Linked DNA regions of Homo sapiens: region 2 is linked to region 1. Evidence: read pairs that join two places in POLR2A ChIA-PET (ENCODE). Cell type or tissue: PC-9. All regions are shown on one strand. Each heading gives the region's core, and the rest is flanking DNA. Links, peaks and the distances in the headings are about the cores only. Region 1 has its middle 18 kb from the start of ADCY7. Region 2 overlaps NOD2 (nucleotide binding oligomerization domain containing 2).

What was found. ChIA-PET counts read pairs that join two places held together with the same protein. Peaks named below come from ENCODE experiments on the same cell type or tissue, not always from the same donor. Only the 100,000 strongest peaks of a DNase experiment are listed, where the experiment ranks them.
Region 2: POLR2A ChIA-PET joins it to region 1 with 13 read pairs; 3 of 35 experiments call an interaction of 5 or more read pairs at or near these places.

What each region holds. Positions count from the first base shown.
Region 1 is chr16:50,241,535-50,254,806 of GRCh38, forward strand. It overlaps a transcript of ADCY7 not described here. Among named protein-coding and RNA genes, the nearest start is that of ADCY7, 18 kb to the right of the region's middle. RefSeq lists enhancers at 2,793-3,505, 3,506-4,217, 4,931-5,642, 12,650-13,149 and silencers at 4,493-4,752, 4,773-5,012, 5,093-5,152. In PC-9, for the core only: no CTCF peak of the experiment used is centred there; no DNase peak of the experiment used is centred there.
Region 2 is chr16:50,712,617-50,728,999 of GRCh38, forward strand. NOD2 (nucleotide binding oligomerization domain containing 2) reads left to right here. Exons shown (of 12, transcript NM_001370466.1): 5 at 3,971-4,054; 6 at 4,275-4,358; 7 at 7,309-7,392; 8 at 10,006-10,089; 9 at 10,685-10,768; 10 at 12,873-12,956. It overlaps CYLD-AS1 (CYLD antisense RNA 1), which reads right to left. Exons shown (of 7, transcript NR_184279.1): 7 at 14,799-15,834. Among named protein-coding and RNA genes, the nearest start is that of CYLD, 21 kb to the right of the region's middle. RefSeq lists an enhancer at 11,315-11,374. In PC-9, for the core only: CTCF peaks have their summits at 7,681 and 7,886; DNase peaks (open chromatin) are centred at 6,815, 7,615 and 9,275; H3K4me3 peaks cover 1,954 bases; H3K27ac peaks cover 3,537 bases.

The sequences.
Region 1 (13,272 bases), core at 6,554-11,553:
CAGCCTTCCATGTGAATTTGCCTTTAAAGTTTTCCTGTTTTCAGTTGGGTAGCCCTGCCCACAGCTGGGCTTGGTGTTCCCCAATTCAGAGACTGTCTATTTTACCTTCTTCCAGAGAAAAGGCTTACCGGTTCCTGCTGGGGTAGGGGAAGGACTGGCACTCTTAGCTGCTTCTTAAATTTTCTTTTTTTTTTTTTCTTTTGAGATGGAGTTTCACTCTGTTGCCCAGGCTGGAGTGCAGTGGCATAATTTCAGCTCACTGCAACCTCTACCTCCTGGGTTGAAGCAATTCTCCTGCCTCAGCCTCCTGAGTAGCTGGGATTACGGGCATGCACCACCACACCCGGCTAATTTTTGTATTTTTTTTTTTTTTTTTTTAGCCGAGATGGGGTTTCACCATGTTGGCCAGGCTGGTCTTGAACTCCTGGCCTCAAGTGATCTGCCCGCCTCAGTCTCCCAAAGTATTGGGATTACAGGCATGAGCCACCTGGCCTTCTTCCCTTTTCTAATTAGAAATTATGGTTGAGCGCGGGGCCTCACACCTGTAATCCCAGCACTTTGGGAGGCCAAGGTGGGTGGATCACCTGAGGTCAGGAGTTGGAGACCAGACTGGCCAACATGGTGAAAACCCATTTCTACTAAAACTACAAATATCAGCCAGGGGTGGTGGCGGACATCTGTAATCCCAGTTACTCCGGAGGCTGAGGCAGGAGAATCGCTTGAACCCAGGGAGGTGGAGGTTGCAGTGAGCCAAGATCGTACCACAGCATTCCAGCCTGGGCAACAGAGAGACTCTGTCTCAAAAAAAAAAAAAAAAAAAAACCTCATGAGCAGTATTGCCTGTGCTTAGGCACTCACTGAGCTTCTGTCCTGTGGCGAGCACCACTGGAGGAAGTGTGGGAAAGCAGGGAGCTCTTCCTTCCTCGGGGACAGGCAGCAAGGACCATCTGGCTGAGGAGGCTAACGCCACGCTCTGCGTAGTGATGCATCAGGAGGCTGTAAAAGGACTGAAAGGACAGGCACCGCTCAGGAAACTTTTATATTCTCCTACTTGGCTGTTGTTCTCATTGCCTGGTGAAGGGCAGGATTAAGGTGGCCGAAATACATGACTGTTAGCTTCTGTTGTGGTTGATTTTAAATTTTTAAATCTTCTCGTTGCACAAGTGAAATAAAGCCCCAAACTCTTGCCCACCACAGAAAGTGACTCGGGCAACACATGCAGAGTGCCCTGGAGCAGTGGGCACTGGGCACTCATAAGTTAGGAGGGACCCCAGGTCACTGCGTTCTGGAGCTTATCAACACAGTGGATAATTAAAATCATAAACACGGCTGGGTGTGGTGGCTCATGGCTGTAATCCCAGCACTTTGGGAGGCCAAGGTGGATGGATCATTTGAGGTCAGGAGTTCGAGACCAGCATGGCCAACATGGTGAAATCCTGTCTCTACTAAAAATAACGAAAATTAGCTGGGCGTGGTGGTGGGCGCCTGTAGTCCCAGCTACTTGGGAGGCTGAGGCAGGAAAATCGCTTGAACCCGGGAGGTGGAGGTTGCGGTGAGCTGAGATTGCGCCACTGCACTCCAGCCTGGGAGACAGAGCAACACTCTGTCTCAATGAATAAATAAATCATTAAAATCACAAACACATTAGATGTGGACATCTGGAGACTTCCTCATCTGGACAGAGACATGCAACTTTCAACAGCAGCTCTTCCGTGTGCATTCAATTTCCCATGCATACTTCTCCACTCCAAAATTACTAACGTATTTTCTCTTATAGGTTTCATTTTCAAACACAAATATCTTTCCTCTATTAGTTTTTGTTTGTTTTTTTAAAAAGACAGGGATCTTGTTATGTTGCCCAGGCTGGTCTCAAACTCCTGGGCTCAAACGATTCTCCTGCCTTGGCCTCCCAATAGGTAGGACTACAAGCTCATGCCACTGCTGGTGTAAAATTTTTTTTAAATAAAAATTAAACGAATTTTTATTAAAAAAAATTTTTAGGCCAGGTGCAGGTGACTCATGCCTCTAATCCCACCCAGCACTTTGGAGGCTGAGGCAAGAGGATCACTTGTGCCCAGGAGTTTGAGACCAGCCTGGATAACATAGTGAGACCCTGTCTCTACAAACAAACAAAATAACCAGATGTGGTTCTGTGTGCCCATGTCTCGCTATGTTGCCCAGGCTAGGGTGCAGTGGTGCGATCACCACTCACTGCAGCCTCCACCTCCTGGGCTCAAGCGATCCTCCTGCCTCAGCCTCCCAAGTAGCTGGGACCACAGCCACGTGCCACCAGTTTATCCAGCTGTGGCTTTAAAAAAAAAAAAGGCGCCATTCCTTTTCCTTTCTGATTTGAAGTGCCATCCTTGTCACAAATTAAACTCACCTGGATTTTAAAAATACTGCATATTCCCAGACCCACCCAAGGACCAGAATCTCTGGGAATGGGACTCCAGCCTTATTTGGAATCCAGTGCCTTAGAGCCTTGCTACCCAGTCTGCCAAGGACCAGCAGCATCAGCGTAACCTGGGAGTGAGACAGAAGTTAAGTCTCAGTACGGACCCAGTTCTGCTGAATTCGAAACTGAGTGGAGCCCAGCCATGTGTGCCTTCACCAGACCTCTGGGTGAGTCCGTTGCTGGTTACCATTTGAGAATCCCCTATTGAGGACTGAGTATCCAACGGGGTGATCCCGCTGACAGGTCCACAGTGGCGATGAGGACCATGGGGATGATGGATATGTCCCGAAGGTTCTGATGGGAGCAGTTATGCAGGCACGGTGTATAACTCACTTTCTCCAGCTCTGTTTTCCTGTCTGCTGTCAGGAGACTTGCTCATAGATTTGCGTGAAGATGACACACAGATGACGGGCTGGGAAGTCATAGCACTGTTCCACACACCGGAAAGGGCTGAGGGCTCCTGGCTTGGAGAGCACTGAGTGTGGGTCCCAGCAGGACCCTCCCTCCATAGCTGGCTCCGCTCCCCTCTCTCTTTCCAGGGCTGACCTTGGCAGAGGTCACCGTGACCCTGAGGCACTGGCTGTTCTGAAGGCCTTGGGGAAACAGGTGGGTTTCTTCGTTTTCAAGGTTCTGCTAAAGGGGTGGGGCTGCCGGGGGTGGGCGGTGCTTTCGGAAGCTGGCTCTGCTGATGATCCTATTACCTTTCTTCACTGCTGCCGGGATTCCCATTACCGGCGCAGGGAGGCCCCAGCTGCTCAGATCTTCCCGGGTGAGCCCTCAGGATGCTGCAGTGACCCGGCCAGGGCCCTCCACGGGGAGGCCGATGAGTAGTGGAGTCGCACCGGCCCAGAGAGCCAAATGCCACCATGCTTGATGCCCGGGGGCTGCACGAGCCCAGAGGAGCTGCCTGACCAGCGCGGGAAGCCGAGAGGGCTTGCTGCTGCTGGGATGTAAGTCTCAGGTGGGACCTCTCTGTGGCCATCTGGAGTGGAAATCAGAGGCTCCACCTTCCAGCCTCGGCCATCTGATTTCTCAGCATGGTTTCAACGTGGGTGGCCTGAGGCTGGGTTCCAGGCCCACCGCGGGGGGCAACGCCCTCCCACACCAAGATCTCTCCCCTCTAGGGTGAGCCGGGGTAGCAGGCTCCAGGATTCCACCATAGGTTCCCAGTAGATCAGCGTTTCTGCTACCTGTTTGTCATAGATTTCCTCCGTGCTTGTTAAACTACAGACTCTCTGGCCCTTTCTATGAAGACCTGCTAGGGCCTTGGGGGTCGGACCTGAGAAATCGGCATAACAGGTGCTTCTGTAACCCCTCTCAGTGAAGTGGGAACCCCCAATTCCTGGGTACCAGGGAGCTTTAGACCAGTGGGAAAGGGCGGGATTCATGGGGGTCTGCGAGTGAGAAATGCCCTCGTAGACTTGATTACTCCTGCGGACGACCTCCTCTGCCCCTCCCAGGGTGACTCACAGGAGGCTTTCTTGCTCACCCTGTCTGAGTTTCTTGGAAACAGAGCAGATTTTTTTTCTGCCAACACTGGGGCCCCACCCTGGGTTGCAGGGATCACAACGAGGTTACAACACCTACTTTCTGAGGACACCTACAGGGGTGGTCGCTGTCATCTCCCGCCCCTGAGCCCTGCCATAGGAGGTTAAGGCCTGAGTGAGACGTAAGGCGGGACCAAAGCTCCCCCGGCTTGGGAGGAGGGCACTGGCCCGCCGTCTGTGGATCCTTCCAGAAACACGGGCGCTCCTGCAGGGGGAGGGGAGGCCTGGGGCAGAAACACTGGAAGAGTTTGCTAGAAAGTGTTTCCCTCTGGGGGTGGGGCCGGCCTGGCGCTCCCCAGCACGTGCGCGCGGTACCTGGAGAAGGTCCTGCTGGGACGCCTTTCCTTCCTGCGGCGCCCCGAGCTTGCCCGGCCGCTCCCTCCCGCGGCAGCGCCTTTCCCACGGTTCTAGGGGAGCTGGGGTGGGGTGGGGTGGGGTGGGGCGGGGCGGGGACAGCTGCGCTTGCAGGGTGGACGCGGCCTCCTGGGCGCCCCCCAGCCCCCAGCCCCCCGCCCCGGCTCCCGCCCCCGCGCCCCAGGCCTGGGACACGCGGCCAGCGGGGGGCGCCTGCGGCCGCTCCTCCTTCCCCGCCCGCGGTGAGTGCCGGGCCAGCCCGCTGCCACTGGGGCGGCCACTCGGGCGGCGGTGGAGCGGGAGCGCGCAGCAGGTGAGCGCGGGGCGCGGGGGAGCGCGGCGGGCGGGCCGGGGATGCGCCCGGGGTCGGGGGTGCCCGTGGCCGCTGCCCCTCTCCGCGCGGTCCCCACACAGGCGGGCGGGTGGCCCCTCTCCCGGCCCGCCCTTCCCCGGCCTCGCGGGTGCCCGGCGGTGGCGGCTCCTGCCCGGGTGGGTCGGAAATGCTCCGAGACCCCTCCCTCGGGCCACGACCTCCTCCCTTAGGCACGGCCAGGAGACGCTTCCCAGACGCTGCCCCAGCTGGCGCCCGCTTTCCGATAACAAGACTGAGACTCGAGGGAGGCCGCCCGGCCCCAGACCCCTGTGGTGGAGCCCGACTGGCTTAGGGCACAGAAGGGGGCTGGCTCGGGGCGGCGGGGCCTGTTGGAAGCAAACACTGCACAGGGTAGCAGCCTCTGTGGGCGCAGGACCGGGCTGTGGGTCTGCAGCGCTCCCGCCGGAGCCAGCAGCGAGCAGGACCCCTCGGTGGCCAAAGGGGACCAGGGTCCAGGGGAGAGTGAGCCAGGCCCGGCCCCTGCCTCGGACCCCAACCGGGAAACCCAGATGCCTTGCACATGAGGAAGTGACAATGGGAGCCGACCCCGGGTAGGGGAGAGAGGCTGGAGCCTCTCCATGGATTGGAGTTGTTCCCTTTACTGGTTTATGTCTCAGGTCCCCTCCCTCAAAGGCCAGGAACTCCTTTCTGAGTCCCAGAGCTGAAGCTGGAAATGACCACGTGGGCGCCGTGGACAGAAGTAGAGCCCTTAAAATGAGGAACAGGATACCCTGTGTGGTCGGCTGAAGCCCCCTCGGGCCTGGTCCAGAGTGATGCTCCAGAGATTGAATGAATGAATGAATGAATGAATGAATGCATGACCAACAGGACTGTAGTGAACTCCGGGTGAGGCTACAGCTGTGGGGACTTAGGCAGGGGCTTTGGGCCCTGAGAGGAGGGGGTTCTCAGGTTCAGTGAATGCCTTCAAACGTGGGCAGGTGCCCTTGTAGAAGGGAGTTTGTGGGCTGTGGAGCTGGGGACAGGCTGTGGGGAGGGGTCAGACTCCAGGTCTATGGGGGGACCCCACAGGAGTGGCTGACTGGGCCTGGGGAGCAGAGGTGAGAACCCTGCATGGTGAGTTGGGTCCATATGCGGAGGCAGGATTTTTTTTTTCTTGAAACAGGGCCTTGCTCTGTCCTCCAGGCTGAAGTGCAGTGGCACAATCATGGCTTACGGCAACCTCCACCTCCCAGGCTCAGGTGATCCTCCCACCTCAGCCTCCCGAGTAGCAGCTGGGATTACAGGTGTGCGCCACCACGCCTGGCTAATTTAGTAATTTTTTTTTTTTTTTTTTTTGGTGGACGCATGGTCTCACTATGTTGTCCAGGCTAGTCTTGAACTCCCGGGCTCAAGTGATCCTCCTGCGTCAGCCTCCCAAAGTGCTGAGATTACAGGTGTGAGCCACTGTGCCCAGCCTTTCTTTCTTTCTTTCTTTTTGACTCCTGATTTTATGATTCAGTTTCTTTTCCATCTGAAGCAGTCTTCTGTGGCTGGGAGCCTGGCTTCGCAGGACCAGGTGTTCTAAAGCTGCCTCTCCTCTGCTCGTTCGGGATCCCCAGGTGCTGGGTCCTCTTCCCTCAGCAGCCACACAGGCCCTAAGTGCCCTTGGGCTTAAAAGAGTGGGTACTTTTGGGCTTTTTACAGAGGAGAGCAGGGAGAGCTGAGGCTGCTGAGCCCTCCCAGGGAGCCCTCCAATTTCCCAGGCCCTTACAAAGCCCCTGCGTATCCCTTGTATCTTTAATCATAAGTTAGGCAGGACCCAAACGACCAGTCCCATTTGCAGATGAGAAAGCGGAGGTCCTCACAGGTCTGGTAGCAAGGAGCCGGGCTGTTCTCATGTGTTCTTGGTGGAGCTGGTTTGGGTCCACATCAGCGAGCCTGAGCTCCATCCCTAAATGCAGAATCAAGTGGGCCTGGTGAGTGCCCGACCACGGGCAGCACACATTCCCTGCCCTTGCCCCGCCCACCTCTCCCTCTTCCTGTTCGTACCCCATACCCAGAAGAGCCCTGGGGCTTTGCTCCTGACCCCCACCTCTTGGAGCCCCCTTCTTGATGGGCACAAAGGAATGTTGCTGATGGAGAGGGGCCTATGTCCCCTCCTCCCCATCCCTGCTGAATCCAGCAAGGGGTGGCCTGTGTCTGGGCAGGAGGCAGAGAGCTGAGTTAGGCATGGGCCCTGCCATGGCCAGTAGGGGAGACCAAGTGGATGCACTTTGACGCCAAACACTCACACTGCAGGCAGGCTAGGCTGTGCTTTTGCGCATTGAAGGGTAGGCAGGGGCCGTTACTTTTTACAGATACCCTGTATAAAAATTTAGGGTATCTTTGGGGGAGTTCGTGGACAGATCATTTTCTTATTTAGTCGTGCTTTCTGTGTTTTCAAAATTGTCGGCAATGAGGAAGAAAAGCAAAACTTTATTCCCTTTGTGTTTGCTCTGGTAAATTTTCAAGAGCAGTTCTGCTGCATCTGAATCTTAGAATTGGGTTTGCAAGATGAGGTCTGGAGGCTGATGCCAGTTTCTGAATTTGACAGGATATCACGTGGTGAGGTTCCAGGATTTTGAGGTATTTCAGTACACAATAGCCTCACAGCCTAACAGAACGGCCTGGGACTCAGGTGGACGATACCCTTTTGGTCGGTGGCAGAGCTTCATGTCACCTCTTCCGCTGTGTGTCTGCTGGGATCTGTGGCTCATGGCGGTTGGGAAGCTATCTGGGTCCTGCCTCCTCTTCCCAGATACTGCAGACTGTGTGTGGCCCCCTTGAGTGCTTTCTGCTCTCTGCGTAAGAGCCTGCACCACTCCCACCTCCCAGGCCTTGCCCTTTGCTGTGCCTTCTTCCTGTAAGCCTTCCAGCATGGTCCTATTGTGTGTCTTAGCAAGTACTCAGGCTCTGGCCTGGCGCAGCGGCTCACACCTGTAATTCTAGCTCTTTAGGAGGCTGAGGCAGGCAGATTGCTTGAAGTCAGGAGTTTGAGACCAGCCTGGCCAACATGATGAAACCCCGTCTCTACTAAAAATACAAAAATTAGCCAGGCATGGTGGTGTGTGCCTGTAGTCCCAGCTACTTGGGAGGCTGAGGCATGAGAATTGCTTGAACTCAGGAGGCAGAAGTTGCAGTGAGCCGAGTTAGCGCCACTGCACTCCAGCTTGCTCTGGGCGACAGAGCAAGACTCCGTCTAAAACAACAACAACAACAACAACAACAACAAAACCAAAGTACTCAGGCCCCTCTTAGACAGTTGACCTCATGGGTTCCCCCTGAGCCCTGGTCTGTGGGTTAGGGATGTGGCCTGCAGGTGATTATGACTTCAGGCTCTGCCTTTTGGACCTGGACATTTGGGCCTCGACTATACTGTAAGGGGAGAACATGGCAGGCACTCCTGGCCCCAGCCCTCTAAGGCCCTCGTTATCGCCCAGTTTGCCAGGAGGTGGGGAGGCTCCTCTGCAGGTAAGCACATTCTTTCTCTGGAAATGGCTATGTGGGGCCCTGCTGGGGGAGGTGGTGGGCATCTGGCCAGGGCCATTGCCAGGTGTGGGGAGCGGGCAGCCTGCGGCCCAGCCCATGTGTGCACAGGAGGGTGCTCCTTCAATTAATGACCACCTGCTGAGTGAGGTGCCTTGAGCAGCTGTTTGCAGAGGGAGCCCCTGTTCAGTTAACAACAAAGGTCTTTCTTTGGAAGCTCTTGGGCCTGGAGGACAAGAGCAGCACAAGCTCTAAAGAGAGTCCCCTGGGCTTGAGTCCCAGCTCAATGTTTGGTAGCTGTGTGACTTTGGGCAAGTGCTTCAACCCCTCTGAGCCTTCAGTTTCTCACTTATACAATGCGGACAGTAAGAGTGCTTATCTCAAAGGCCAAGGATTTAACCTCCAGGTTAAAGGACACTGAAGAGAGGTGACAACAAAATGAATTGGCCGGGTGGGGTGGCTCACGCCTGTAATTCCAGCACACTGGGAGGCCGAGGCGGGCGGATCACTTGAGCTCAGGAGTTCGTGACCAGCCTGGCCAACATGTTGAAACACCATCTTTCCTAAAAATACAAAAAATTAGCTGGGCATGGTGGCTTGTGCCTGTAGTCCCAGCTACTTGGGAGGCTGAGGCAGGAGAATCGCTTGAACCCGGGAGGCGGAGGTTGCAGTGAGCCGAGATCACGACACTGCACTCCAGCCTGGGGGACAAAGCAAGACTCTATCTCAAAAAAAAAAAAAAAAAAAAAAACCTAAAATGCAGTATGTGGCCAGGTGCAGTAGCTCACATATTTAATCCTAGCACTTTGGGAGGTTGAGGTGGGTGGATCAGGAGTGTGAGACCAGCTTGGACAATGTGGTGAAACTCTGTCTCTATTTTTAAAAATAAACAATTTTAAAACAAATTTTAAAAATGCAGTATGTGAGCATATGGTGGGAAAAAAGGTATAAAGCACATCAGTGGGATGGTTGATAAAATTGGGTATGGGCTGTAGATTAAAGTATTGTATCAACATTAAATGATCTGATAACTGTTTATATGAGCCCTTGATCTTTGGAAATTTGCAAGGCTAAAGAGGCACAGGGTAAATGTATAGATATAGAATGAGGCAAAATTGTACAAATAGGCAAATCTGGATTAAAAAGTATAGAATTCTTTGTACTTATCACTTCTGAAAGTTTTTTGAAAGTATTTCAAAATACAGCTTTAAAAAATGCCTGTCTTGCCAGGTGAGGTGGCTTACACCTGTAATCCCAGCACTTTGGGAGGCCAAGGTAGGAGGAACGCTTTAGGCCAGGAGTCTGAGACTAGCTTGAGCAACATAGCAAGATTCTGTTTCTTCCCAAAAAAAGAAAAAAAAAATTGCCAGGTGTGGTGGCACACGCCTGTGGTCCCAGCTACTCCAGAGGCTGAGGCAGGAGGATCACTTGAGCCCAGGAATTTGAGGCTGCAATGAGCTATGATCACTCTACTGCCCACTAGTTTGGGTGATAGAGCGAGACCCTGATTTAAAAAAAAAAAGAAAGAAAAAGAAAAAAAAGCCTGTCTTATGAGATTGTGGTGTGATGAAATGACATTACTTCCCGGTACTTAAAACAGCCTCTGGCACTCATCGAGCATTAGCTGTTATTGTTGCTGCCGCTTTTTGTTATCTTTAGTATGGGCAACGTGTGTCCCATCTCCTGTTGCCATGATCCTGAGGGGCAGGCCTTGTTTCTCCACTTTACAGATGACACAGTTGAAGCCCAGAGAGGTGAAGTGGCTTGCTCAGGACACCGCAGAGGCCAGGGCCGTGGGAGGAGGACTGCAGAAGTGCTTAAAGTTTATTTTGAATTAATCATCAACATTTGAAAACCACAAGATTTTTACATAAAGCCTAGATTTCTAGTTTCTTTTGCCAACTTAGAAGGCCTGTACCCCTGGCCACGTTGCTGCATGGCAGCTACCGGTGGAAGCTCGGCAGGGTGGCGCCTCACCCAGAGCTCGGGCCTCCAGTGTGCCCCAGTCCCCACCTAGCCAGCCAGCCTTGCCTGTCATTGTCCCCGCCTGGCCTCCGGGGGCTCCCAGTTCACTGTCCTAGGAAGTGATCGCAGGGTGCTGGGCCACAAAGCTTGGGTTCTCCCCTTCCCCGGCCTGCTCCCCCACGCAGAGGGCATAGCATTGCACTGCCTTGACTCAGCCAGTATTTGAGCACCTGGTGTGTGTGGGCAATGGCTGGGGGCTTCAGGCGAGGAGGAAGAGGAGCTGAAGCTTTGGGGCTCCAGCCTGCTCTCCTGTCACAGTCCCAGGCCTCTGTCCATCCCTCCTGCAGCCTCAAATGTGTGCCTGGCCCTGAAGAAGGGGTGCGGGGTGGCTCGCTGACCACGCCTTGAGGACGGTGCAGGAGGAGCCCCCGGGCTGCTGTTTTTTTTCCTTTTTGGGTGTATGTAGGCAGGCAGTCCTTTCTCTGTGCCGAGCCTCTGGTTCTTCCTATGTGAGATGGGGCTAGACCACCTTCCTGGAGGGTGGGTGGAAGCAGGAGGAATGGGACTTGTCAGTGTTGAGCAGGGCTGAGCTCTGCACACATGATTGACATGATGGTTTCATTCCAGTGCTTGGCTTCTAATGCCACTGGTCCCCCGCCAGCCTGGCTTCGGGGCCAGCAGGAATGGGTTGAGCAAAGGCTGGCAATAGGCATGACCCAGGGTGTGGGGTGGAGGCAGCCACTGGGTAGGCATTGTTTGTGTGCCTGGGCAGGCATTGTTTGTGTGCCTGGGTAGGCATTGTTTGTGTGCCTGGGTAGGCATTGTTTGTGTGCCTTCGTAGCTGTGCCTTAAGGTCATCATCTCACAGAGGAGGGGACAGGCTCAGTGACGATGGCAGGAGCTCACCTTGGTGAGTTTGGTGTTCAACAGATGGGGAAACTGAGGCTCAGAGAGGTGAAGTGACCCTCAGAGGTCCCATGACCAAGCAATAGCAATGCTGGGACTAGAAGCCAGAGTTTCTGCCTCCTGGGCTAAGGCTCTGGGCTCCATTCCCAGGAGGAGGAAAAAGCTCGTTTCTTATTTTTAAATGGTTTTCATTTTTTAAAGTACAGAAACAATTCACATTTAGGTAATGAAAAATCAGAAAATATAAGTAATAAGGTGGGGAAAAAACTTCTTAATAGAATTGGAACTCGAAGTAACCCATTAACATATTGGTGTATATTCTTCCAGACTTCTTTTCTTTTTTCAACATATTACAAGAAAAAAAGTTGAGCATTACAACTTTCTTTATTGTCCTCTAAGGGGAGTTCTGTCTGCCCCAGGCTTTGGGTGTGGAGTTGGGGGTCAGGGAGGTTAAAGTGTTACAGACATCAGCAGCCCAGCCTTTGACACAGGAGGTGCCCTGCACGATTTTCTCTGTCCCCTGTTGCAGACATTTCGGTTGTTTCCAGCATTTTCGCAGTTAGAGAGCTGCACTAAACAGCCCGTAGCTAAGTCCTTGCATGTAGTGGGACTGTTTCTTTAGGGTAAATTAAAACGAGTCCATTTCTTTTTCTTTTCTTTCTTTTTTCTGAGATGGAGTCTTGCTCTGTCGTCCAGGCTGGAGTGCTGTGGCGCAATCTCGTCTCACTGCAGCCTCCGCCTCCTGGGTTCAGATGATTCTCCTGTCTCAGCTTCCTGAGTAGCTGGGATTTACAGATGTGTGCCACCATGCCCGACTAATTTTTGTGTTTTTAGTAGAGACATGGTTTCACCATGTTGCCCAGGCTGGTCTCAAACTCCTGGCCTCAAATGATCCACCCCTGCCGTGGCCTCCCAAAATGCTGGAATTATAGGTGTGAGCCACCGCACCCAGCCAAAAATGGGTCCGTTTCTTACCTTTGTGGTGCCCTCAGGCTGGACCCAGGTTTGTGGTGGGACCACGTCTGGGAGTGTGGAGGTCTTGGGCACTGAGCGCTTTCCACTGCCCACTCTTTTGTGGTCAGAGGATGAGACAGGGAGGGGCTCCGGGGGGAGGGCTTTGCCAGGAGTGTGTTCTAATGACGCCGCCCAGGCTGGCACTGGAAGCCTTTAAGCTCCTGTGGTGAGGTGGGTTGAGGTGGGGGTGGAGGCGGTGGTGTCTGCTGCTACATGCTGGTGGGGACTGGAGGCCAGAGCCTGGAGCCTCCTTTGCTTCCAGCAGGAGGGGACCTCAGGAAGAACTTGTGTGTGTCTCTGTCTTTGTCCTTGTCTGTCTCTAACTGCCTTTCTCTGTGTGTCTGTCTATCTGTCTGTCTCTGTCTCTCTCTGTCTGTCTCTCTCCAGTCAGGAGCAGGGTTGAGGCTGGGTCTGTGTTTCTGACCCTGAGACCTCGGGGGAGTTACCTTCCCTCTCAAGACCACATGATCCTCATCTGTAGGAAGGGGCTAAAAACGACCCCTTCGCTGTGTGAGACATGGAGGAGATGGCAGATCCCAGAGTGCTTTCAGTGACAAGGTTTTGACGTTTCATTATGAACAAGCCAACAGACACAGCAGCAGACAGGGCAGCCCACCAGCACGCCACTCCACGCACCCCTGCCTCCGCTTCCGCAGGCTCCAGCCCATGGCCTCTGGGAGCTGCCTCTCCTCCCACACACAGCCCCCTCCAGGCACCCTGTCACTTCATCTGTGAGAATGGTAGTCTATGTTACTAAAAGATAAGATGCTTAAAAAACACACAATCACCAAATAACTGTTAGAACTAATAAACTAACACAGTGAAGCTGTAAAGTCAACACACAAAAATCAGTCATGTTTCTGTATGTTAGCTAACTATCTGAAAAAGAAATCAAGAAGATAATCCCATTCACAATAGCCACGCGAAAAAATACTTAGGAATAAATTCAACGGAGAAGGTGAAAGAGCTGTATGCTGAAATCTATAAAACAATGAACCAAGAAATGGAACAAGATACAAATAGATGGGATTTTATCCATGTTCATGGATTGGAAGAATTAATATCGTGCAAATGTCCATACTACCCAAAGCTATTCAATGCAGCCTTTGTCAACATTCCAGTGACTTCTCACAGAAAAAGAAAAAACAGGGAACACACCTTTGGTTTATACCAAAAGCTGTGTCTCCCTGCCC
Region 2 (16,383 bases), core at 4,661-9,660, 470 kb after region 1:
TCTCTACAACCACCCTGGCGGGTAGGCAGGAATGTTATTATCTCCATTATCCTTGACTTGAGGCTCAGAGAAGTGAAGTAACTTGTCCAGGAAATGGCAGAGCTGGGGTTCACAAATTGCATCATTCTGATTACAGGTTTTCTGCCTCCCACCAGTCTATGGATACACTTCAGAGGCTCCCTGAAAACCTTGAGGTCACTTGCAGAAAGTTTTGTGTAGTATGTGTCCGTATCAGGAACAACACCAAATCAGAGGTGACTTGTGCCCCATCAGAGACTTTAACACCCCAACCAGATGGGAATTTCAGGACCCAAGAAATAGAAAGTGGCTGCAGGGTTACAACTACTGTTGGATTCCTGAGGTAGCACAGTGTCCAAACAGGATTTCAGCACTACCCGTATTGCTTAGAGCCCCAGCCAAAGATGTGAGGTTTTGCCCTTTGGAGAATCTGTGCCCCTGAACTCGGGGGCCTCTTTCCACATCTTGGGGGCAGGCAAGGGCAGAGGGTGTGCCTAGGCCTGCGGATCAGCATGCGACAGATTCCCCAACATCCTTCCAGCTTGAAAGGGGATTGCCCTGCTTCTATTTAGAACCTATAGGAAAGCAGAAGTTCTAGATTGAAGTTAAAATTGATTCCCAGCCTCCAGGGGCTTTGGGCTACACCTGGATGACCTTAATTGACCCTAAGCATGGGACAAACCACTTCCTGAGAGTATTAGGATGGTATACATCTTCTCTGGGGGCAAAGCAACAAGATTTATTTTTCATCATGGACCAAACACATGGATACCCACTAGAAACTGTGTAGTGAATTTTGTTAACCCTGACATAGGGACCATGGTCTTTAGGTTAAAGCATAATAACAACATAATACATAACATATATAGCGAATATATATATGTATTATATGCAATGAATGTAAATATGATTATACCCATCATGGTCTTGGAGGAAACAGATGACACACTTAAAATGGGTGTTTTGAGGAGAGTTTGAAAAACAGATTGTTTACAAGCCATGGGCAGGAGTTAGGAAGAGTGAGAGGGTTGGTGCAGGGGCCTGGGGTTAGTAACAGCTGGGGGAGGGTAGACTTGAAGGGGGAAGGGGAGGGAGACTAATTAGCTGGGGGGAAGGTATGGAGACGGCTGCCTGAGCTTCTGCAAAGTGGAAGAATACCGCTTGGCCCTAACTCCTCACCCCAACTCTTGCTCCTGGCCAGCGCCTTCCACCAGCTGGACCCATCAGGGAGGCCGAGTGGGCTGTCTGCTGGAGTAGTCCCCAGGCATCAGCCTCCCAGGAGCCAGGGACGGGTAGAGAAGGGGGAGAGTGGATCTGGCCAGGCAAATGGAAAACAGCCAGCACCAAACTCTATTTCCCTAGGAGGGAGGATCATGATACTTTGAGTGGGAATTTGGAAACCTGTCTGTTGGAGCAATTTCCCTGATAGAAATAAGAATGTGCATTTTCCTGGGTAGTAGACTCAGTTTTTACCCCAAGAGGCCAGGCATCACTGGCCTGTGTGATCCTCATAGGCCAGTCCATCTCTGGAATTCTTGAATGGATCATCCATCCTTGATTAGGGATGTCCCCGTGATTACCAGGGTGTGCAGAAGGGCTCTGGGAAACCTGTGGGTCTGTCTCTGTGTTCAGAGAAAGGTGAGGGTGGCCTGGTTCTAGCTCATGGTGCTCAGACTGTGGTGTGTAAAGGCACTCGTGGCAATGCAGATTCCTGGGCCTGCCTCTAGTGATTCCCATTCAGTAGGTTTGGGGTGGGGCCCAGGAAATCTATATTTTTCACAGACACCCCTGGTGATTCTGATACAAGTGGTCTCGCCCTGGGAGAACTACTGGTCTGCAGCAACCAGCTTGGTTTTCCATTAGCAATTACTGTCCTTGAGCGAGTTTTACTGCTCTTCACCTTACACACACTAAAACTGCCAAGGCCGTAGGGGAGGGGAAGCAACCATGAGGTTGCTGTGAGTGCACTGTGTGTGTGTGTGTGTGTGTGTGTGTGTGTGTGTGTGTGTATGAGAGAGAGAGAGAGATTGAGAAAGAGAGGAAGGGAGGAAGGGGGAGGGCACAGGCTCCTCTCCCACAGTGCCAACCTGCCTCTCTCCCACTTGAAGTGTTTCCATGCCAACTGAAATCCTCAGCCTCTAGGAAACCCTATATACACAGTGCCCCTATATAGGTTTCTTTAGACTCTGGCTCTCTCAGACTCTAGAGTGATGGCTTTAAAAGTTTTTTGAATGTTACCCACAATGATTGAGAAAGAGAGAGAGAGAGCACGCACCACCATGTAAACATGGAACCTAAGTTTCACAAAATGACTTCGCTTTATGAACTCTGAGACACTCTGCTCTCTTCTGTTCTGTTCTATTTCCATTTTAGAAATGCTGCTCAGGACCTTCAAAATGATTTGCATGACCTGCAACCTGCAGTCTGAAAAATCACTGCACTACAGAAGTGGCCATAAGAGGCCCTGAGGGAGAAGCTGCACAATGTCATGGTTAAGAGTGGGGTTTGGAGCCAAGCCGCCTAGGCTCAAAGCCTTTATGTGCCGTACAACCTTGGCAAAGTCACTTCGCTTGTCTGTGCCTCAGTTTCTTTCTCACGAATGCTCATAATAATGGTTCCCATTTCACTGGCTTGTTGTGAGGATGAAATAGTGTTATTATTGAGAAGTGGTAAGGGTAGTGATCAGTGCTAGCGATCATGATTCTAGGTGACTTTTACTGTGTACCGGGTGCTCACAAGGCTTTATGTGCACAGCCTGGTGAGGCTGATAATACTATTGTTCCCTCTTTTTTTTTTTTTGAGACGGAGTCTCGTTCTGTTGCCCAGGCAGGGGGTACAGTGGCACAATCTCGGCTCATGCAAGCTCTGCCTCCCGGGTTCACGCCATTCTCCTGCCTCAGCCTCCCAAGTAGCTGGGACTACAGGCGCCTGCCACCACGCCCGGCTAATTTTTTTGTATTTTTGGTAGCGACAGGGTTTCACTGTGTTAACCAGGATGGTCTCGATCTCCTGACCTCGTGATCCGCCCGCCTCGGCCTCCCAAAGTGCTGGGATTACAGGCGTGAGCCACCGTGCCCGGCCTGTTCCCTCTTTTATAGATGAAGAGACCAGCAAATAACTAGTAAGTCGCTGATCAGGATCACAATATCCAGCTGAGGCACTCCAGAGCCTGAGCTGTTAACCATTCAGTCAGGGCCTCCCAAGTTTGCCTAAAGATAAAGAATCATGTGCACAGTTGTTAAAATATACAGATTCCTGGGCCCCACCCCGCAGATACTTGATTGCCAGCTCCAGGGTATGGGCCTGAGAATCTGTCTTTTAGGGAAGCTTTCAGATGATGTTGTGATCAGGTGAGTTTTGGGAATGGTGCCCCAAGAGGAGTGGCAGACAGGGCTTGCTCGGCAGGGACTAGCCTGTTGGAGTGGTGCCATTGGGGTTAAGGACTGGGCAGCAGGGCCTCACTAACCACAGCCTATATGCCTGTTTCTGAAGTTTTGGCCACTCTCATCCAGCTGGTCTACTGTCTGCTGACCTAGATGATGGTAAATTGTCCCCAGGGGTAGCCTGTCTAGTTCAGGCTGCACCTTTCGCATATATCAGCTCCTTTCCACCATCATCCCCTTTGTGAGGCTGCTGTGATTATCATGTTCCTTTTGCAGAGATGGAAACATTGCCTCAAATTAGCTCTGTCATTTCCTAAGGATTCCAGGGTTCTTTAGTAGGGGGTCTGGATCCTACGTCCTGGGCCATCCCCATCATAGTGCACCACGTCACCTCCCTGGCCAGGGACCGTGGGGTCTCCACTTTTTTGGGGTGCTCCATCTATGCAGGGTTTCCTGGAAGCACAGATGCTGGCACTTCAGGGATGAATGAAAGTCTTTTTGGGGGATTTGTAGATTTTTTTCTTGTCTTACTAGCTCCATTTTCAAATGTATTTATTTTGTCTCTTTAGTTTGCGCGATAACAATATCTCAGACCGAGGCATCTGCAAGCTCATTGAATGTGCTCTTCACTGCGAGCAATTGCAGAAGTTAGCGTAAGTCAGCCTGGGCTGTGGACAATGGGCTCCAAGTGCCCTGGTCTCACCCCAGGTCGTGCAGCCTGGGAAGCTGTGAGTGATGGGCTGGGGCAGGGGCTGTTTGCATGATGGGGGGTGCAGGTGATTCCTGCCCAGAGGGGAAGGGCAACCCTGGGATTTGGTGCTCACTGTCCAATGTGCTTTGCTTCTGTGTCTCCTCTCTTCTGGAACTGAACAGTCTATTCAACAACAAATTGACTGACGGCTGTGCACACTCCATGGCTAAGCTCCTTGCATGCAGGCAGAACTTCTTGGCATTGAGGTGAGCCCAGGTTTTCCTTATTCCCTGGAAACTATTTTTTGCCCCATTCCTGAGTCAGTCTGATCTGGTCTTGGCCTGGCACTGCCCACACTGGCTCCTGACCTCCTGATTGAATGCAGGGACAGTGTCTCATTTTAAGCAGGGGTTCTCTAATGCTGTGATCTCCCCAGTAAACTCTGGACTAGCTCTGCTGAGGACTTCCTGTCTTTTGACCTTTAGCCCGTAGGGCAAGAAAGCTTTTCTAGGCCCCTTTCCTTTTCTGTGTCTAAGAGTGTCACAGCTTTCTGGGTTTACTGAGTTCCACGATGCATGTTGAGCTCGTCCTGGTGGGGGAGGCATACACAGTTACTTGCCACCCCAGCTGTGGCAGCGAGTTGCTGCAACACTCCCAGGAGGTCCTTTCACCACTCAGAGCATGCAAGGTTTGCAGTCCATCTGGTTCTGCATTTCTGCTACTCCAGTGTCTCCCAGTTTCAACAGGAGTCTCTCTCTCTCCTACCTGATGCCTTTAAATTGCCCCTCTAGCTGGCCGCTGGGTTGGCCTGGCTTCTCTCTCCTTCTCTCTCTCTCAGATATTCTTGCCTCCTGTGATTTGTGAGGCAGTAAAAAAAGACAAAGTAAAGAATTGCTTCCATCTATTCTTTTACCTCTTGGGCTGGGTTTGTGGATGGGAGCCGCCATTTTAAAATGGCGGGCCACATAGCTCAGTCTCGGCAAGGGCTACTGAGATCAGAACCACAGGTGCCAATTTGTACAAAGGACTCAGTCCTGCTACCACTGCCTGATCCCTCAGACTCACAAGCCTGGAATAGGCTGTGGCCAGACCTGGCTGGCCCATCCCTGAGAAGGGTGCTAGTTTCAGAAATGGAGGCTGAGTTTGTGGCCAACACAGTAGTCCTCCGGTATGTGCAGGAGAGATGTTCTAAGACCCCAGTGGATGCCTGAAACCATGGAGAGTATCAAGCCCTACACATACCATGCTTTTCCCAATACCTACACACCTGCAATAAAGTGTAGTTTATAAATTAGGCACAGTAAGAGAGTAATAGCAACTCATAATAAAATAGAACAATTATAACAATCAATGTACTATAATAACACTATGTGAATGTGGACTCTCTCCATCTCCCTCAAAATATCTTCTTGTACTGTACTCACCCTTCTTCTTGGGAAGATGTGTGGTGGTAAAATGCCTGTGTGATGGGAGGAAGTGAGGTGGATGACGCATGCAGCACTGTGCTCTAGCGCTGGGCTGCTGTTGACCTGACCACACTTCAGGAGGAGAATCATCTGCTCCCAGAGATCCCTAATCTTTGAGCAACAATGAGGTCGGCAGCTGGATGTCAGGAGCAGACGATCTTGATGATTACCAAATGGGAGCGTATAGAGCGTGGATGCGCTGGACGGGGGGCTGATTCACGTCCTGGGTGGGATGGAGCTGGATGGCACGTGATCAGAATAGCATGCAATTTAAAATGTATGAATTGTTTATCTCTAGAATTTTCCATTTAATATTTTTGGACTGCAGTTGATTTCAGATAACTGAAACCATAGAAGGCGAAGCTGCGGATAAGCAGGGGGCAGGGATTACCGTATATCATTGTAATAGAGAGCACAGGCTCTGGAGCCAGACTGCCCGAGGTTTGAACCCTCATTAGCTGCGTGACCTCAGGTCAGCCCAATGTCTGTGTGCCTCCGTTTCCCCTTCTGTAGAATGGAGGTAATAACCCTGGCTACCTCACAGGCTGTAGTGATGAGCAAGCAAGTTAATCCACATGAAGGGCTGCACCGTCTGGCAGGGGCTTTATATAGTAAGCGAGTGGCTGAAAGATGATGGGTAAATCACACAAGCACTCAGCTTGTTTCTCCTTATGTGAGTCCGGTCCTCCAAGCAGGGATTCAATGTGCCACCCATTTATTGGGGAAAAGTCCTAAAAGGGGAAGTGGGGAAGGGAGCTGGGGGAGGCTGGGAGGTGTGTCCCTGAGTGAAGGAGAGAGGGAAGGAAGGAAGGTTGAGACTGGGCACCTTGGACTTCAGTGCAGTCCTAAGACATCTTGGCAAGGCTGATGAGGAGTTCTTGAACCAAATTCACCAGGCAGGGGAGCCTGATGTCTCAGGCAGGGGCTGGCAAGTGCAGATGCGAGGATGTTAGATTTTGGAGCACAGCAGCTGGGGCCCTTGGCTACCTCCAAGGAGCTGAGGCTGGAGACCTGAAAGGCGAGTTCTCCTAGCTGCCACACCCCTTCTCCAAGGATACAATAATATCTGCCTTATAGGATTGTTGTGAGCTGAGTGGCTTGACGTTCCTTGAAAGAATGAAAGCGTATAGTTATCCCAGGAAGCCTAGGGTTGCAGGTGAGAGCTCTGGGGCTTCTCCGAAGCTCTCCGAGGTGTCTGGATTCAGTTGCAGCAGGAGCCTTCCTTGCTGGGATCTTCCCCCACCCCTAGCCTTGGCCCTCCCTCTCTCCTTCCTTTCTGGAAGGCTCAGTGGGCCCCACCCCTCCCTCCAGCCACCTGGACCTGCCCAGCGCTCTTGTGCAACAGGTAAAGCCTACCTGTAGCAACAACAGATCTGGGAAGGCTGCAGAGGGCACGATGGGGTCTGGATCGAGGGCGGCTGAGACCAGAGGGAAAGGTGTGACCCTGAGTCACCCTCGCTGTCCCGGGGAAACCACCTCCCAGGACAGCTGCCTACTGTGGCTCCTGCCTGGAATTGTCACACTGCTGTGCAAACAGCGTCCCGCTGCCCCTTTCCCTTTGCTGGGGGAAAATGAAGTTGTGGGAGCCGCTGAGTAAACTAGACCTAGCAGCGAGGGCACCTGATGTGGCTGCTGCCTCCCGGGCAGGTCTTCAATGCTTTCTTCCTGTGTTTCCCTGGCCAGGGCACAGACGGCCCTCCTTTTCTGCCTGCCGCTGTGTTCTCTCAGCCTCCTCTGTCTTCCCTTCCAGGCTGGGGAATAACTACATCACTGCCGCGGGAGCCCAAGTGCTGGCCGAGGGGCTCCGAGGCAACACCTCCTTGCAGTTCCTGGGGTAGGTTGGATTCCAGGAAGAGGGACCTGCATGGAGGGGCTTGGGACTTTTGAGGATTTAGGGGCAGGTGAAACTCTTCAGCCAGGAGGCCCCAGAGGCAGCCCAGCTCCAGTGGGGAGGACAAGCCAGGGAGAGAGTGGGCGGCCCTTGACTGCCACCTTCATACTTGGTCTATGCCTGACAAACAGGAAGTTTGGGATGTTGGGGCTAGGGGAGGACAGTGCCCACGAGCTGGTGACAGGAAGCCCTCTGATCCTCAGGGGGCGCTAGGGCTGTACTTTAGCTGCATATTAAAACCACCTGGAAGCTTCTAAACACTATTGCCAGGCCTCCCACCCCAGACTGATGAAATGCAAATATCTAGGTGCAAGGCCCAGGTATCAGGAGTTTTAAAAAGCTTCCCAGGGGATGTACAGCCAGGGGTGAGGACCCCTGACCTAAGAAAGAGAAGGAAATGGGGAAGGATAGGAAGGCACCCAGGATAAGAGGGGCTGTGCTAGGTCCCTCGGAGCTCTTGCTCCCTGTAGGACCATGCTAGGGCCTGCCAGGGAGGGGAGTACCCCAACCTGCAGCCCCAGGGTGGGCTTCCTCTGTTTGCTAGGCACCCAGGCTTGCACCTGTGCTGTTTCCAGCAGCCTCTCTCCTATCCTGTCATGCCCTAGTGTGAACTGGAGTCCATTTGACAAGAACTGGGAGTTTTAGAACCTGGGACTGTAGGAAGAGAGAATAACCTTAGGGCCTAGGTGTTCCAGCCCATTTCACAGGGAGGCAAGTTGCCCCCAAGCTCAGTTTTTTGTTTTGTTTTGTTTTGTTTGAGATGTAGTCTCACTCTGTTGCCCAGGCTAGAGTGCAGTGGCACGATCTTGGCTCACTGCAACCTCCGCCTCCTTGGTTCAAGCGATTCACCTGCCTCAGCTTCTCAAGTAGCTGGGATTATAGGCACCCACCACCACGCCCAGCTAATTTTTGTATTTTTAGTAGAGACAGGGTTTCACCATGTTGGCCCGGCTGGTCTTGAACTCCTGATCTCAGATGATCCGCCCGCCTCGGCCTCCCAAAGTGCTGGGATTACAGGTGTGAGCCACCGCACCCGGCCCCCAAGCTCAGTTTGAGCCACAAATGGGACTATGTTGCTCTAGAAATCAACATCTTTTCCACACTGCATTAGTAGCAACAGAGTCTAGAACAAAGGAGGCCACAGCCCCACTGAACTCTCTTCTGCTTGAGGTCACATCTGCCACATCAGGGGTATTTACCTCTTTCAACACATATTTATTAGGGCACCTGTCTGGGCCAGGCGTTGTGCTAAAACCCCCAAACGCTGTCATATGATACAAAGTGTTCTGTAACTTGCTTGGTTTTTTTTTTTGTTTGTTTGTTTGTTTTGTTTTGTTTTTGTTGTTGTTTTTTTTTGCTTCGCCATATATTATAGGAATTTTTTTAGGTCATTATGACCTCTTTATTTACTTAATTATCTATTTATTTATTTTACTAATATTTACAGAAAGGGTCTCACTCTGTCACCCAGGCTGGAGTGCAGTGGTTGCAATCATAGCTCATTGTAGCCTTGAACTCCTGAGCTCAAGTGATCTTCCTACCTCGGCCTCCTGAGTAGCTGGGACTACAGGCACAAGCCACCATGCCTGGCCGATATTTTTATGTTTTGTAGAGACGGGGTCTCACTATGTTGCCCAGGCTGGTCTCAAACTCCTGGGCTCAGGTGATCCTCCCTCCTTTGCCTCCCAAAGTATTGGGATTACACAAGTGAGCCACCTTGCTCAGCCTGACCTCATTTTTCAAAGAGCTGCAGAGTGTTACATAATGTATTTAACTGGTCACTTTTTGATGACTATTAAGTTGTTTTCAGGTTTTTTGTTATTACAGTGTCATATCCCTGGGGCACAGAGCAGTGCTGGCACATAGCCAGAGCTCAATCGATACATACCTAATGAATGAAAGTACAGTGGACATCCTAATTCAGCCATTCTTTGCTAACTTGTGTACATACCTGTCCAGGGTAGGTCCCTAGAATACAGTCAATAAGTCAGAAGGTGTGAGTTGGGATCTACCTTTTGGAAAGGGATGTTTTCAAACTACAGTGAGTCAGAGGAGGATGGCCCAGAAGCTGGGGGAGTTGAAGCTGATGGCGTGAAGGAATTAGGGGTGTTAGGAAGAAGCAGGAGATAAAGAGCTAGCTTGCAGAAGAAGTGTTAGACTTGTTATGGGCAGGTACTGGAGGGTAGCTAAGGACTTGTGGGTGGCAGTTACCAGGAAGCGTATCTGAACTAAGTGTCAGAAAAAGTGTCACAACTGTAAATTACTCTTGTCAGTGAGTTCCTGTCCTTAAGGGTTAGGGCTGGGTAGCCCTCTACTATTCTCTAAGTCTGTAATGTAAAGCCACTGAAAACTCTTGGGTTAAGTTTGGCCATCCCACCCAAAAGATGGAGGCAGGTCCACTTTGCTGGGACCAGGAGCCCCAGTGAGGCCACTCTGGGATTGAGTGGTCCTGCCCCTCTGGCTGGGACTGCAGAGGGAGGAGGACTGTTAGTTCATGTCTAGAACACATATCAGGTACTCACTGACACTGTCTGTTGACTCTTTTGGCCTTTTCAGATTCTGGGGCAACAGAGTGGGTGACGAGGGGGCCCAGGCCCTGGCTGAAGCCTTGGGTGATCACCAGAGCTTGAGGTGGCTCAGGTAAGCTTCAGAGTCTATCCTGCAGTTTTCTTGGGGAGATCAGGTGAAGAGGGAGGAGCTGGGGCCAGTTCTGAAGGTCTTTGAACTTTATTTCTACCCCACAATGTTAGGCAATGGAGTAAGGAAAAAAGACCATTGGATTTCAAGAGAGGACACTCGAGTCTTTCTGGGTGACTTGGAAATGTCCCTTGTCCTCTCAGGGTTTTGATACAGTATCTGTAAATTGAAGATATTGGGCTGGATCAGGTACATTTTATCTTAAGGACCAATTCCAATCCATTGGTAGTGGGTGCCCAGTGCACCACATTAAAAAGAATTCTAAGGCTGCACCTGGGCTTAAAGAAGAGCACTATAATCAATTAGTGATGTCTAAAAAAGCTAAAAAAAAAAAAAAAAGAGCACTGCATTCAATTAGTGATGTCTAAAAAGGGTAGAAAAAAAAAAAAAAAGAAAAAAGAAAGAGCACCGCAATCAATTAGTGATGTCTGAAATGGAGCAGACCAGGAGAGCACCACGAATTTTGCCCTCCATAGGTTAGCTCATCTCTGAGGTCTTTCCCTGCTCTGACATACTTTTGTTCCATGATTACCTCCAGCCTGGTGGGGAACAACATTGGCAGTGTGGGTGCCCAAGCCTTGGCACTGATGCTGGCAAAGAACGTCATGCTAGAAGAACTCTGGTGAGTTTGGGGGATTCTCTGCTCTGGGGAAGTGGATCACAATCTCTGTTGATCCCCTGGCCTCATCCATAGGAGCGGTTGTGTGGACAGACAAAGGTGGATGATTGAGTGATTGACTGATTGATTGATTGTGTTTGTCTTTATATGTACTGAGTGGTATGAAGCTTATAGAGCCTGGTATGTACATGCTAATTTTTTTATTTAATAAAATATATGGGTTTGCTGGTTTGGTGACTGCCTCCACATGGCATAAGTGTTAAGAGCACAGACTCTGTAATCAAGCAGGCCGTGATCTTAGGCAAGTTAAATAACAATTTCAGAATCTCAAGTTTCATGTCTGTAAAATGAGGGTAAGAATACTTCCAACCATAAAGGATTTTTGCAAGAATTAGATAAAGTAGTGCCTGTGAAGACCTTAATATAGTGCCTGGCATATTTGTAAGTGCTCCATAAATGTTAAATTAGAATAATGGCAGGGTTACTACTACTATTACTGCTGCTGCTGCTGCTGCTGCTGCTACAACTACTATAGTACTGTGACTACTACTACTAATAAAGTTTTGTTATTTTAAAGTGATTTTGAGTTCCTAGGAGCACTGGGTATTCAAGTCTTAGGTCATTTTGGAAGGTGTAATGGAGTTTTGATAGTTGAAAGAGGAACCATGAATCATGCTTATACTGTTGACCTGAAGCAGATTCTAAGTTTCTCATCCTTTAGATGCCACTAGTATAGTTTTCTGACATGTTCTGGGCAGCTTCAGATTATGTCAGGGAGATAAAATACTGAATGTTTGATTTTCCCGGGAAGCAGAAAGGCACTGCAACATATGGGCATTGCCATAAACAGATTTTATGGATGGACCTTGGCTGTTGCAGGGCTTACTAGCTCTACTCAAGTATGATTGATTCTATCCTGACTGGATTTTGCCACTTGGAATTTCTTAGTAGAGGAGAACCTTGTTATGAGAGCATCAGTTATGATTACTGTTAAAAGAAAAACTTTAGGCAAATTAAATTTAGCAGAACTGGTTTGAACATACAGCAATTTATGAATTGGGCAGCATTCAGAACTGGGAGTGCTCCACCCAGCAAGGTAGGCAAGCAGTATCTATAGACAGGAAAAGGAAGTGATGTACAAAACAGCTTGATTGGTTGCAGCTGGGCATTTGCCTTATATGGGCATGGTGTGATGAGGCATTTTCTTTATATGGATATAGACTGATCAGCTGGTAGACTGTGACTGACTGAAGCCTGGCTGCTGTGATTGGCTAAGACTTAGCTGTTTGTTATAAGGATATGTTGTTAGGTTGCAGTTTGCTACATAGGAACTCAAAGTACAGAGGCAGTCTCAGGCCAAATTTAGTTTAACTATATGTTAAGCTGCAGGTGACAGAATACCTCCATCTATAGAGGTTTAAACAAGGAAAGGGTTTATTTTTTCCTGTATAGGCAGCTGGATGTAGGCAGTGTAGGGTTTGTACAGTGGCTACAAGAGGCCAGGAGGGGTCTCAGCTCTGTCTCATTCTCTTCCTGTTCCATCATTCTTAGCCTGTGACTTCATTCACATGGTTGGTTGTCTCATGATCACAGGATGGCTGCTCCAGGTGCAGCACTACTTCTGTATTCCCGGATTCGATCTATATACCCAGGAAAGCCATCTGGGTTCTCTCCTTTAAAAAGCATTCCTGGAAGCCCCACCTGTCGACTTCCCCTTATGTATCAACCATGTGTATGTCACTTGACCAACCCACTTGTATGTTGTTTGACCAGCCCTGGCTGCAATGGAGAGTGGGAAATACAGTTTTTTCACCAAGTGCATGGCTGTCCAAATGAAATGAGACTTCCATTAATAAGGAAGAAAGGAAAGATGGAGATCAGGAAGCTGGGGGATCAGGGAACTTATTACATTGAGAGCCCTTGGAGTGAATTCTCTTGCAAATATGTCCCTGGAATTGAGAATCCCCACAACGTACTTTATCTGTTCTTTCTTTATCCATGAGTTTGGGTTTTCAGATGTTGGATTTCCTATATGGGGGGCATGTGAGTTCATCATCTTCCATAATCAATGTTGTATCAACTGGATTTTCTCTCTTCTTCTCACCAGCCTGGAGGAGAACCATCTCCAGGATGAAGGTGTATGTTCTCTCGCAGAAGGACTGAAGAAAAATTCAAGTTTGAAAATCCTGAAGTAAGGAACCCATAAGCAGGAAACAGGACAATAATTGCTGGCCTTTGGAAGGGGCATTTCTGAATAAGATCTGGGCCGCTCTCCGCTGGGCTAACTCATGTGAGGTGGCCTGGTAGAACAGCTTGCCTTGGTCTAGGTGGACAAGGATTCCAGTGCAAGTTGTTTATCTGGGAGGTGGTCCCAGTAAATGCTGATAGGAGAGTGGTGAAGTGAGATGGGGAAGTGAAGGTAACCAATAAAGGGGAGTTATCAAGCCAGTTATCAATGAGGGAAATTGGAGCTCAGTACTCTGGGGCACTCCTGGAGCCAGTGCAGAACACACATGGTCACCTACCCAACCAATGGGCAAGAAAGCCATGGCATTTATCCACCAACCCTCTGTCCTTCCTATGTTGATGTGCGCTCATGGGGCACTGATTCTCCAGCACTTCCAGCTCACCCTCACCCAGCTGAACATGCTTCTGGGGTCAGGAGAATGGCCTCAGGCAGAGAGTGGAAGGTCTTCTCTGCAAGCAGTGGCTGGGGAGGTGATGTGATGGGGAGTACTGTGGCCTCCTCCAGTGGCTGACTCAGTGGCTTGGGACTTGTGCCACAAAGAGATGGACAGCTCAGGTGAACATGAACCCACCTAGTGACCATCATGGGTTTGTCAGGGTGCTCTCTGAGGCTGATGCCAAAATTCTTATTTCAAGTAGACCTCAGGAACCCCATCAGATGGCTCCTTTTGCTGGAGGAAAGTGGCATCTGCCTAGGCAAATGTGGTCCTAGGAAAACGCTTGCCTTTAGAGACAGACAGACAGACAGCTGCCTCTGTGAGTGCCAGCTTTGCTGCCAGGCTGCTACCCACTCTGGCGACACTCATTTGTGTTGCTTTCACAAGCTAGGAAGTTTCCAAATATTTGGAGAAAACACTTCCACTAATTATTTGGGTGGAAATGGGCTGGGAAGTTGGGGTGAAGCCCGGATGTGTCTGAGCCAGATGCCAGCTTTGCACTGAGGGTCGGCCTTTGGGAATACCAAGCCCATTATCAACCAGGTGTGGATATGGCAGGTTTGTCTTCCCTCCTTGTCACAGCCTTACTCCACTTGACTCCCATGGATGCCAGGCAATGAGGCTGGGGTTGGTCCCATGCCACCCTGTCATCAGCCTTATTTTTCAGCATCCTAAACTATATCATCCCCCACAAAAATTGAACTTCTGATATATCTTTTATAAAAAAGAGAAATGCCTACATCTTTCTTTTCCAGGCTTAGTTTCTGCCAAGAGTTGGTTGAGAGCCCAGGCTTGCTGGGTGCAGTGGCTCACACCTGTAATCCCAGCACTTTGGGAGGCTGAGGCGGGTGGATCACCTGAAGTGGGGAGTTCCATACCAGCCTGACCAACATGGAGAAACCCCATCTCTACTAAAAATACAAAATTAGCCGGGCGTGGTGGCATACACCTGTAATCCCATCTACTCAGGAAGCTGAGGCAGGAGAATCACTTGAACCTGGGAGGTGGAGGTTGCCATGAGCCAAGATCACACCATTGCACCCTAGACTGGACAAGAGAGAAACTTCCATCTCAAAAAAAAAAAAAAAAAGGATGAGAAAAATAATAATTTAAAAAAAAGAGTCCAGGCTCTGGAACCAGACAGCCTGGGTCTTACCCCTGCTCCACCATTACCAGCCAGTTCTTCTTGGATGAGTGCCTCAGTTGCCTCAAGTGTAAATGGAGATAATGGCTGGACCTTCATTATAGGCCATGAGCATTCACTGAGAGAATGTAGCTAACAAAAGTGAGTTGTAGGTTGGAGCAAAAGTAATTGTGGTTTCAGACCATGAACTTTAAATTATTATAACTAGGCTAAAATACATCTTTATTAATCAAAATAGGAACCATTAAAATCAACACATTTTTGCCAATAAGAAATAAGTTTGTTTATTCCTGTAGCATAAAAATTCATGCTTCGGGATTCAACAAACTCTTGGAAAGCATTTTCTGCATCCTCCTGGTTGTGGAAGCATTTTTCCTGCAGAAAGTTGTCAAGATTCTTGAAGAAATGGTAGTCAGTTGGCTAGAGGTCAGGTAAATATGGCGGATGAGGCAAAACTTCATAGTCCAATTCATTCAACTTTTGAAGCTTTGGTTGTGTGACATGCAGTCGGGTGTTGTCGTGGAGAATTGGACCCTTTCTGTTGACGAATGCCGGCTGCAGGTGTTGCAGTTTTCAGTGCATCTCATTGACTTGCCGAGCATACTTCTCATATGTAATGGTTTCGCAGGGATTCAGAAAGCTGTAGGGGATCAGACTAGCAGCAGACCACCAGTGACCATGACCTTTTTTTTTTGGTGCGAATTTGCCTTTGGGAAGTGCTTTGGAGCTTCTTCTCGGTCCAACCACTGAGCTAGTCATTGCCAGTTGTATAAAATCCACTTTTCATCGCACGTCACAATCAGATCAAGAAATGGTTCGCTGTTGTTGTGTAGAATAAGAGAAGATGACACTTCAAAATGACGATTTTCTTGGTTTTCACTCAGCTCATGAGGCACACACTTATCGAGGTTTTTCACCTTTCCAATTTGCTTCAAATGCTGAATGACCATGGAATGGTCGATGTTGAGTTCTCAAGTAGTTGTAAGAAAATCAGCTTTGATGATTGCTCTCAATTGGTCATTGTCAGCTTCTGATGGCCTGCCAGTACACTCCTCATCTTCAAGGCTCTTATCTCCTTCGCAAAACTTCTTGAACCACCACTGCACTATACGTTAGTTAGCAGTTCCTGGGCCAAATGCATTGCTGATGTTGTGAGTTGTCTCCGCTGCTTTACAACCCATTTTGAATTCAAATAAGAAAATTGCTTGAATTTGCTTTTTGTCTAACATCATTTTCATAGTCTAAAATAAATATAAAATAAACAGAAAGTATTAAGTCATTAGCAAAAAATCATAAAGTGAGAATTGTGCATTAAAATGATGTATAGCATAACCACATTTATTTAAGAATGTATTCCAATATCAAATGGCAAATTTCAACAATGCAAAAACTGCAATTACTTTTGCACCAATCTAATAGAAGTTCAATAAATACTGGCAATTACAATTGGCATTGCCTTAGGGTCAACTTGTAAGACATTCCTGAAATTGTGGGAAAGGGGGAGGACCTGGAGTGGACATTATTGGAAGGCAAAGCTGTAACCAAAAGAGCAACCTGGGAAACACATGACTCCTCTGTTGCTGTCCCTGGCCCTATCCTGTCTCCCCTCCCTGTTGTCAGCTACCTCATATGTTCTCTAATCTCTGTCTCTGTGCCCTCAAAGACCCCCCTGAAAATAGAAATATTACTGCTCATTGGTTATTTTCTATCAATTAAGTACTGTATTAGTCCGTTTTCATGCTGATGATAAAGATATACCCAAGACTGGGCACTTTATGAAAGAAAGAGTT